2 separate regions of the Mus musculus genome follow, and region 2 is linked to region 1. A link is a contact called in ENCODE Hi-C data. All regions are on one chromosome and are shown on one strand. The core of a region is the stretch at or near the end of the contact, and the rest is flanking DNA. Distances in the headings are between cores, read along the strand shown. Region 1 overlaps Gramd1b (GRAM domain containing 1B). Region 2 overlaps Clmp (CXADR-like membrane protein).

Region 1 (4,083 bases), core at 380-2,879:
TCACCAAAATCCACAAGCACTTTTCTGTTAAAGATTTTGTCTACCTCTAAACATGCCCGTGGTGTCTGTGCTTCGTTTGATTTGGGTTTGCTTTGCTCAATTTGAGACAGTGTTGTTTTGTAGTCCCGGCCGTCTGGAATTTAACTAAGTAGCCCAGGCTGGCCTCAAAGTTGCAAGGGTCCGCTTAACTCTGCTTCTACAATGCTGGGATTACAGGTGTGAGTCATCATGCCTAGCTGTGTTTTATGTTGTTTAAACAGAATCTCACTATGTAGCACAGGCTGGCCTCAAACTCCAGATTCTTCTGTCTCCGCCTCCTGCATAGCAGAAATTATAGGCAGCACTGGGCTCAGGTTCCATGTTTGTTCTTTAAAGGGGGAGGGGGCGGGGGCGGAGGCGGAGGCGGAGGCGGGGGCGGGGCAGGTCTCCTTCAAATCTTATTTTAACTTTTCTTCATGGCTATTGGCACTGCTCTTTGGCTGTTAAATCTTTGTCAAAGCATAATAAACTGGGTGCTTGGGGGATAGAGGGATGGTTCCGCGGTTAAGAGCACAGATTGCTCTTCCAGAGGACCTGTGCTCAATTCCCAGCAATCACATGGTGGCTCACGACCATCAATAATGAGATCTGATGCCCTCTTCTGGTGTGTCTGAAGACAGCTACAGTATAGTCATAAACGTAAATAAATAATTCCTTTTTTAAAAAATTAAAAAAATAAAATGGGTGCTTTAACATGCACTCACATGGTGCTCACAACCATCTGTAACTCCAGTTTCAGGAAACCTGATACACTTTTCTGGCTTCTGCTGGCATGAGGCATCCAGGTGGTGCTGAGGTATATGCGCAGACAAAACACCCATATACATTAATAAATAAATAAATCTTAAAGAGAGAAACCCTGCCCCAAGAACCAAATAAATAAATGAGTGAATATAATTTAAATATTAAAAGCAACTAGAAAATCCATTGCAGTCCATCTGGGTAGGGGGTGACCTTCACCTGTTTATGACAGATAATACAGAGAACACCCAAAGATGGCAGAGCAGATAGCTGAGTTGACAGTAGCCACCAGTCACATATTGTGTGACTTTCACTGAATGAGAAATGCAGTCCTTAGCTGCCCTTTAGGTATTCACTATCCATAAGAAGTGGCTTCTGTATTGGGCAGCCAGAAGGTTTGCATTTTCTCAGAGAGTATTACTGGGCAGCACTAGTGTAAGAAGTTTCCAGCTCAACCAAGGATTGACATTCTCGCTCTGCCGCTTGTGTTCTGAGCAACTCAGAGAAGCAAGCTAAGTCCTCTCTCGATTCCCATGGCCTGCCTGTTCAGACCAAAGTGAAAAGGCTCCTTACAAAGACTGTAGGACCTGATAATGTATACACATTAACAAAAGGATTGCTAATCAGTAAACGAACACCCAATGAATGGCCACAACCCTTGTATCTATTATCGTATCTTACAGGGTTCTCTTAACCTGGAACAGGACTCTGTGGTGGGCAGGTCCATCGCTGACCTCAGGGTCTCTCCTCCTTTCTTTGTATTTCACTATGAGATCAAGGCTGGCGGACTCCACTTCCCTCTGTCTCCCAGATCCCCATGGTCTACTCGTCACTCACCCAGCTGCTCAGACCTGTCTCGCAGCACTCTACACCCAGATTACTTTAATGGGCTCTCAACTGCTTTTCCTGTTGCCAGTCTGGGCCCCTTTCCAGCCTACCCTCCACAAAGACAGTGATATCCCGGACAAGGGTGATTCCATTGCCGCAGGCCATTCCCTGGCTGAAAATCCTGGGACTAGCCCAGGGACAGAGTTCAGTGGTTAGAGAGCTTTGCCTAATGTGCACATGCTTGGACACTCACACGCACACTCACACGCGCACACACACTTGGGGCTTCACATAATTTTGGAGCAAAGGTCACACTCTTATCTTAACAATAACAACTCCGAGCTTGACTGCTGTGTCACTCTGCAGCGACCTCATCTCCTTACCTGTAGCTCCACTCCACCCATGCTTCGTGTCCCCGCCTTTGAGTTTACTCCTCTGACCTGTACCAAACTCACTCTATTTCTTCCTTTTGCTCAGTATACCCAGTGATCCCTGTCCCGGGGCAACGCTGGCCTAAGGATTGAGCCCCAGGTTCTAGTGTTTGGCTGCTTCTATCTTAACTCTGTGGAGGACCACTTAGTACACTCAATTTCAATCCTTAGAAGATATTCCACAGGAGTTACAGAGACAAAGTTTGGAGCTGAGACGAAAGGATGGACCATCTAGAGACTGCCACACCTGGGAATCCATCCCATAATCAGCCTCCAAATGCTGACACCATTGCATACGCCAGCAAGATTTTGCTGAAAGGACCCTGATATAGCTATCTCCTGTGAGGCTCTGCCGGTGCCTGGCAAACACAGAAGTGGATGCTCACAGTCTGCTATTGGCTGGAACGCAGGGCCCCCAATATAAGAGCAAGAGAAAGTACCCAAGAGCTGAAGGGGTCTGCAATCCTATAGGTGGACCAACAATATGAACAAATCAGTACCCCCAGAGCTCGTGTCTCTAGCTGCATATGTTATAGAAGACCATCACTGGAAAGAGAGGCCCATTGGACTTGCAAACTTTATATGCCTCAGTACAGGGGAACACCAGGGCCAAGAAGTGGGAGTGGGTGGGTAGGGGAGTTGGGGCGGAGGGTATAGGGGACTTTTGGGATAGCATTTGAAATGTAAATGAAGAAAATACTTAATTTAAAAAAAGGGAAAAAAAGATATTCCATATTACAAAATAGCATCCACATTATTGGAGTGTTACAGGAGTTCAACTAAAACTCCCAAGACAGGCTGGCACTGAGTAGACACACTATGTATGTAGATATTATGTCTTCCATTATTCATCCAAATTAAAATCTTCAGGAAAGAAGTCTTCCGGATGGCTATCGCCTACATTCTAGTATGTGTCATCCTGAAATGGCCTTTTTCGAGGTTGGCATGCTTAGATGGATTCTAATAAATAATTTGCTTCACAGACAAACATGGTGTCACACGTCTGTAATCCCAGCACTTGGGAAGCAGGGGCAGGAAGAACTCTAGTTTGAGGGTAGCCAGGGCTACACAACAAAACTGTGTCTCAAAAAATATACATGATAATCACTTCACTTCACTGTATCTTCTACTATAACTAATAATCATTTGAAAGTGAAAGGCCCATTTTAATTGTCATTTCTTTCCATTTTAAGTGCCTAACACTGCCGGGTGGTGAAAGGGCACGCTTATCCCACCAGCCCGTTCAGAAAGACTCCTTTTTTTGAGTGCTTTCAAATCAACATAGGTTGGGTACTTGCCTCCTTGTCCCTCCACGTTTTCCTGATACCAGGGTTGAAAGGATCCCACTCAACATTCCAGGGCACAGAAGGGGCCATCTGCGACTGTTGCTTCAAGAACAGAAGCACCAATGCTGAGATCTGGTGGTGCCAATCAGAATGAGACGGAAACAAAGAGGCCATCACAACAACCACCCGCTGCCTCCTACTGCCAACCCTCCGCTGTCCTACACACATGCCAAAGGCATGACCTAGAGCTCCATCATGAAAGGGCAGGAGCTGTGCTTCGTACTTAGCAGGACGTTCATCAGAGGGTGGCAGGGAGGACTGAGGCTCTTCAAGTACACACCAGGAGCAAAACTTGGCAGTAGGCTGAGCCTGCCCACTGTTTGCTCTTCCTATCGAATGGTATGAGTTTCAGATCTCCATGCCAATCACAATACATGCTACTCCAAACACAGAGAATTGGACTATGGCTGAGGAAAGAAGAAATATTCTATTCAATGCCTTGTGCTGTGTTGTTATTATTATTATTTTACAAAGATCAAAGAACTCTTCAGCCACAATAAAATTCTAGACCTCTAGCCGGGCGTGGTGGCCCACACCTTTAATCCCAGCACTTGGGAAGCAGAGGCAGGTGGATTTCTGAGTTTGAGGCCAGCCTGGTCTACAGAGTGAGTTTCAGGACAGCCAGGACTACACAGAGAAACCCTGTTGCAAAAAAAACAAACAAAACAAACAAACAACAAAAAGAATTCTAGACCTCT
Region 2 (4,632 bases), core at 264-2,763, 310 kb after region 1:
ATCAAGAACTGGAGCTAGAGAAAGGGCTCTGTGGTTAGAAGCATTCGCTGCTCCTGCCGTGGACCCAGGTTCAGTTCCCAGCACCCACACGGTGGCCCATGAGCATCTGTAACTGCAGATGCAGGGCATCTGAGCCCTCTTCTGACTTCCAAGAGCACTACGCAATCGACTGTGTGCATGCACTCGGGCACTTGGGCAAAAGAAAAGTTAATACATCTTTTAAAATTTACTACTGATTGTAATGACTTACAAACACGCACATACGAATACCCATTTAGTTAAATGTATAGGCTCATCTTCCCCTGTGTGCATACGCTGGTACTTGTGACCACACAGGGGAAACTATTTATAAAATTAATAACAGTTATGAGCTGGAAAGTTGGCTCAGTGGTTAAGAGCCCTACTTGTCACATAGGACCACCTCCTCGGGTACCAAGTACAAATATGTTGAGCACTTGTACACATAAAATACTAAAAGTAAATCTAAAAAATATTTTGTTGCTGGTGGTGGTACATGCCTTTAACCCCAGCACTCAGGAGACATAGACAGGCTGCTCTCTGAGTTCAAGTCCAGTCTGTTCTACAAAATGAGTTCTGGGACAACCAGGGCTATACAGAGAAACCATGTCTCAAAGAACAAAAACAACAAGAACAAAAATAATAATTATTTGAGAGGGTTGAAGGGCCTGGGTCAAGGAAGACATTAGTGTTTAGTAGTAGTAATAATAATAATAATAATAATAATAATAATAATAATAAGGCTGGAGAGATGGCTCAGCGGTTGAGAGCACTGACTGCTCTTCCGAAGGTCCTGAGTTCACATCCTAGCAACCACATGGTGGGTCACAACCATCTTTAATGAGATCTGATGTCCTCTTCTGGTGTGTCTGAAGACAGCTACAGTGTACTTACATATAGTAAATAAATAAATAAATCTAAATAATAATAATAGCAATAACAACAACAATAGAGAGCCAGGCGTGGTGGCGCACGGGAGGCAGAGGCAGGCGGATTTCTGAGTTCGAGGCCAGCCTGGTCTACAAAGTGAGTTCCAGGACAGCCAGGGCTACACAGAGAAACCCTGTCTCGAAAACAAAAACAAAAACAAAAAACCCCAACAACAATAGAGTATGTGAAACCTTCAAAAAGGCTTATAAGTGTCAATAGTACTTTGGGGTGCCTGTGTGCGCGCGCGTGTGCGTGTGCACGTGCGTAGTGGCTATCCTTGTTAAATTGACGTCACACCCACAAATACGACTCATCCCTTTTGCTGTGTCCTGGGAGGGTAATTAGGGCCTTTTTCACAACTGAGAAACCAAGAAGTTGTCTGATGCTGTCCAGTACATTTGGAAGCAGAGACCCCAGGCCTCGGGGTTTCTAATTATTTTGTTATTGGGGGAAGTGCTCCTCCCAGGATGCTTGTGGTCTAGTGCTCTCAGTCGCTCTAGCTGGAAACCCAAGGGACTAAAGAAACGCTAGAGGCTACAGCAGCAGCGGCCGCCGCCGGTCCCTGGTGTCTGCCCCCAGCTGTCGCAGACCTCCCGCACATGTGGTTTCAATCACCCAGCCTGGCGCCTTCCGCCAGCGCAGAAGCCCTGCAGCTCCGAGAGTTCTGCGACTCTTTGTTTAGGGAGGAGCCCAGCCCAGCCCGGGTGGCCACCCTCGGGAGTGGCTCTGATCTTTGCCTTGCAGATCTATAAAACTGCGGCCATGGCAGGGCAGCTCCGGGAGGGAGGCTGCAGGCTGCAGGAGGCACGGGAATTCGGGCTGCTGCAATTTGAGTCTCCAGGGATAGGAAGGCCCGCGCCCTCTCTGCAGATTCTTGCCAAATCAAACACCCAGCAGATGACCGGAGCGGGACCCTGGAGAGACCGCTGGTTCTTAGCAGATGGCCATCTCCCCAGCCTGTCTCTTACTCGGAATCTTTCCCGGTTCCTTCTTCTGTGTGGGGCACAATTTTGTGAGCTACAGAAATTGAGCTTTCTAATTTGATTTTCTAGAGAAGGATTTGAATAGAAACGCACATGGGACTCAGGAAGGTGGGCACAGACGGTTGACTTACTTGGTTTGGAAGGAGGACAAACCCTGACAGTCTAATTTAGCAGCCTGTCACGCTGGGAGCCAAAAGACGTTCTCCAGCCCGTAAGCCCAGTTCTTTTTACTGTAAGTTACTAAAAGAACCCTTTGGGTTTCACGTTGCACTCGGTATTTCTTGAACGCGGTATCCTGGGCTGCAGCCATGAAATGTTACACTGGAGGTAGAAATTTACTGCAGACTTCTTCCACAACCCCATACCTGGTCTGCATTCCTGAAATATCTGTTGCCAGGGAAACGGCGATCTCCCTTTGCGTTCTTAGTCTCATTAATAAAAGAATTTTAAAACGGACTCAGAAGGAAGCTCTAGAACAATTTTATTATTAAAGTTTGACAGAAAAACAACATGGCAAGTAAGCTGAAAGGGAACAGGGGAATAGCGGGGAAACTAGGAGTGGAAGTCAGAAAGTAAGAAAGCCCGGGTGTCAGGGAAAGCCTGTTCAGGATTTGGGCTGCTATGAAGGGAGGGGCTAAGGAAAGGGGAATCCATGTTTAAAGGAGGAGCCAGGGTTCTGAGCTCTCTGGGACATTCATTGCAGGTCTTTAGCCTTGACCACAACATCTATAGTAAACAGGCTTTATAAAACAGAGTTGGCGGTTTTTACAGGCATAACTTAATTTTTTTTTAAAGTTCATTTTATTTTTTAATTGTGTGTGTGTGTGTGTGTGTGAGTGTGTGTGTGTGAGTGTGTGTGTGTGTGTGTGTGTGTGTGTGTGTTTGCGCGCACATACGCATAGGAGTACAGACACCCACAAAGACCAAGAGAGGCCATTGGGGCCCTGAAGATGTAGTTACAAGTGATTGTGAGCTACCCAAGGTAGGTGCTGGGAACTAACCTTGAATCTTACTCACTCTTCCCTTCCCTAGACATAACTTATTTTTTAGAATATCTATATAAACAACGCAAAGATGTTTGATCATCTCCCCAGGTATTTTATTGTTATTGAGATAATTCAGAAACAGAAAATTTCAGAGGATCAAAAACAGCTCGTTGTTTAATGTGACCCTCAGATACACTGCAGCTGGTCTCCACGACACCAAACCCTCCCTCCCTCCCTCCCTGTGTGGCATCTGTCACAGTGCTAACAGCTCATATGCTAGCTTTACAGACTCAGACTTAAAGCCCCCCTGCTTTAAACCCCCATTGGCTCCTCTTGGCCTGTGTACCAAGAATGACCTAATCCCCTCAGTATGTTATTGCAAAAGAAAAAAAAAACTATTCATAATACTTGCTGGAGGTGGAAAGGAGAAGTCTTTCTAAAGGAAGTATAAAAAATTTTTAAAAATAATAATAACTTTCCTTTTACCCCTCCATGTTCTTAGCCAGGTCCCTATAACAAAAGACAGATGATCAAGAGAAAAGCATCTAAATTTAATGTCTTCTCTGACATCAGAACATTGGCAAGGAAATGAAGGCTCAAAGAAATGATTCAACCTGAGTGTTTTTATAGTGGAAAGTTGTGGGGCGAGGGGAACGAACTGGAAGGCCAGGCTGTGTGAGGCTGTTCACCGCTCCGTGTCCCTCAGCCCTTTTCTCTCTGGGTATAGGAAGGACATCTCTCCCAGAATCTGCGTGCTACAGGAGAAGATCACAGGATCCCTCTGCTTTTTCCTCCCACCCTTTCAGCTTAAAATATTCAATGTGCCAAAGTGTTATCTTTTCGGGCCCTATCCGTGGTCACTACAATGGGATTTGTAGGAGGAGAGAGAGATGGAAATGAACTTTAAATATAAAAAGAATAGATTTGCAGCCATGGAGCAGGGAGGGGAAATCGGAGGATAGAAACATTAAGAATGGGGCAATTTTTTTTTTTCTAAAACAGACCTAATAAAAGTAGAGCATGAGCCGGGCGGTGATGGTGCACGCCTTTAATCCCAGCACTCGGGAGGCAGAGGCAGGTGGATCTCTGAGTTCGAAGCCAGCCTGGTCTACAAAGTGAGTTCCAGGACAGCCAGGGCTATACAGAGAAACCCTGTCTCAAAAAACCAAAAAAAAAAAAAAAAAGTAGAGCATGGTGGTAAGCCAGATAGATCAAGAGTGGGATGTGTCATTAAAGTGACTCAGGAAGTTTCCTGCTGACATAAGTGGGTCAGCATAGCACCCAGGGTTGAGAAGAAGCAAAAGAAGGCCTTAGAGGGTTCTGACCCCGGGCTCAGTCAAGGGAAATGCTTGCCACCACACAGACCTGACCCTGTTCTACCTTTCAGCTGGATTTCTAGTGTTAACATCCTGTCCGTCCTCCAAGGAAGTCAGTGGAAATGTCTCGTCTTTCCCTGATTCCTTTAGTGATTACATATGACCTCAGGAGTCAGCCTTAGGAAATGTTGGGGAAACTGTTACATAAGAACTAGCCATCTCTACGTGGCTAGCCCATGCACTACCTCAAATAGCTTTCCTTTGTTGGTTCCCAAAGTAAACGCTGTCTTGTGAGTCCTGGGTTGCTCTGCACCCAGGATGTGGGCCTGGGTGAAGAACTGACCTGGAGACTTGGAAATCCTAGCTGGCTATTTGTGTGAACAGAAGCTCTGCCCAGCA

What was found. A loop is a pair of places that touch in the nucleus more often than their neighbours do.
Region 2: a map of v-Abl transformed pro-B cells shows a loop between it and region 1 (2.3-fold over the local background). The contact joins two enhancer-like sites. A Hi-C loop is called at or near these places in 2 of 37 maps with a recorded cell type or tissue (gastrocnemius and v-Abl transformed pro-B cells).

What each region holds. Positions count from the first base shown.
Region 1 is chr9:40,419,187-40,423,269 of GRCm38, forward strand. The region is part of intron 1 of Gramd1b (GRAM domain containing 1B); the gene reads right to left. The region is part of intron 1 of Gm51668 (a long non-coding RNA gene); the gene reads left to right. Among named protein-coding and RNA genes, the nearest start is that of Gm51668, 4.2 kb to the left of the region's middle. Within about 2 kb of position 1,630, at least 1 of the 3 ENCODE cell types and tissues checked has a DNase peak (open chromatin) inside an H3K27ac peak, as active enhancers do.
Region 2 is chr9:40,729,283-40,733,914 of GRCm38, forward strand. The region is part of intron 1 of Clmp (CXADR-like membrane protein); the gene reads left to right. Among named protein-coding and RNA genes, the nearest start is that of Clmp, 46 kb to the left of the region's middle. RefSeq lists an enhancer at 495-3,125. Within about 2 kb of position 1,514, at least 1 of the 3 ENCODE cell types and tissues checked has a DNase peak (open chromatin) inside an H3K27ac peak, as active enhancers do.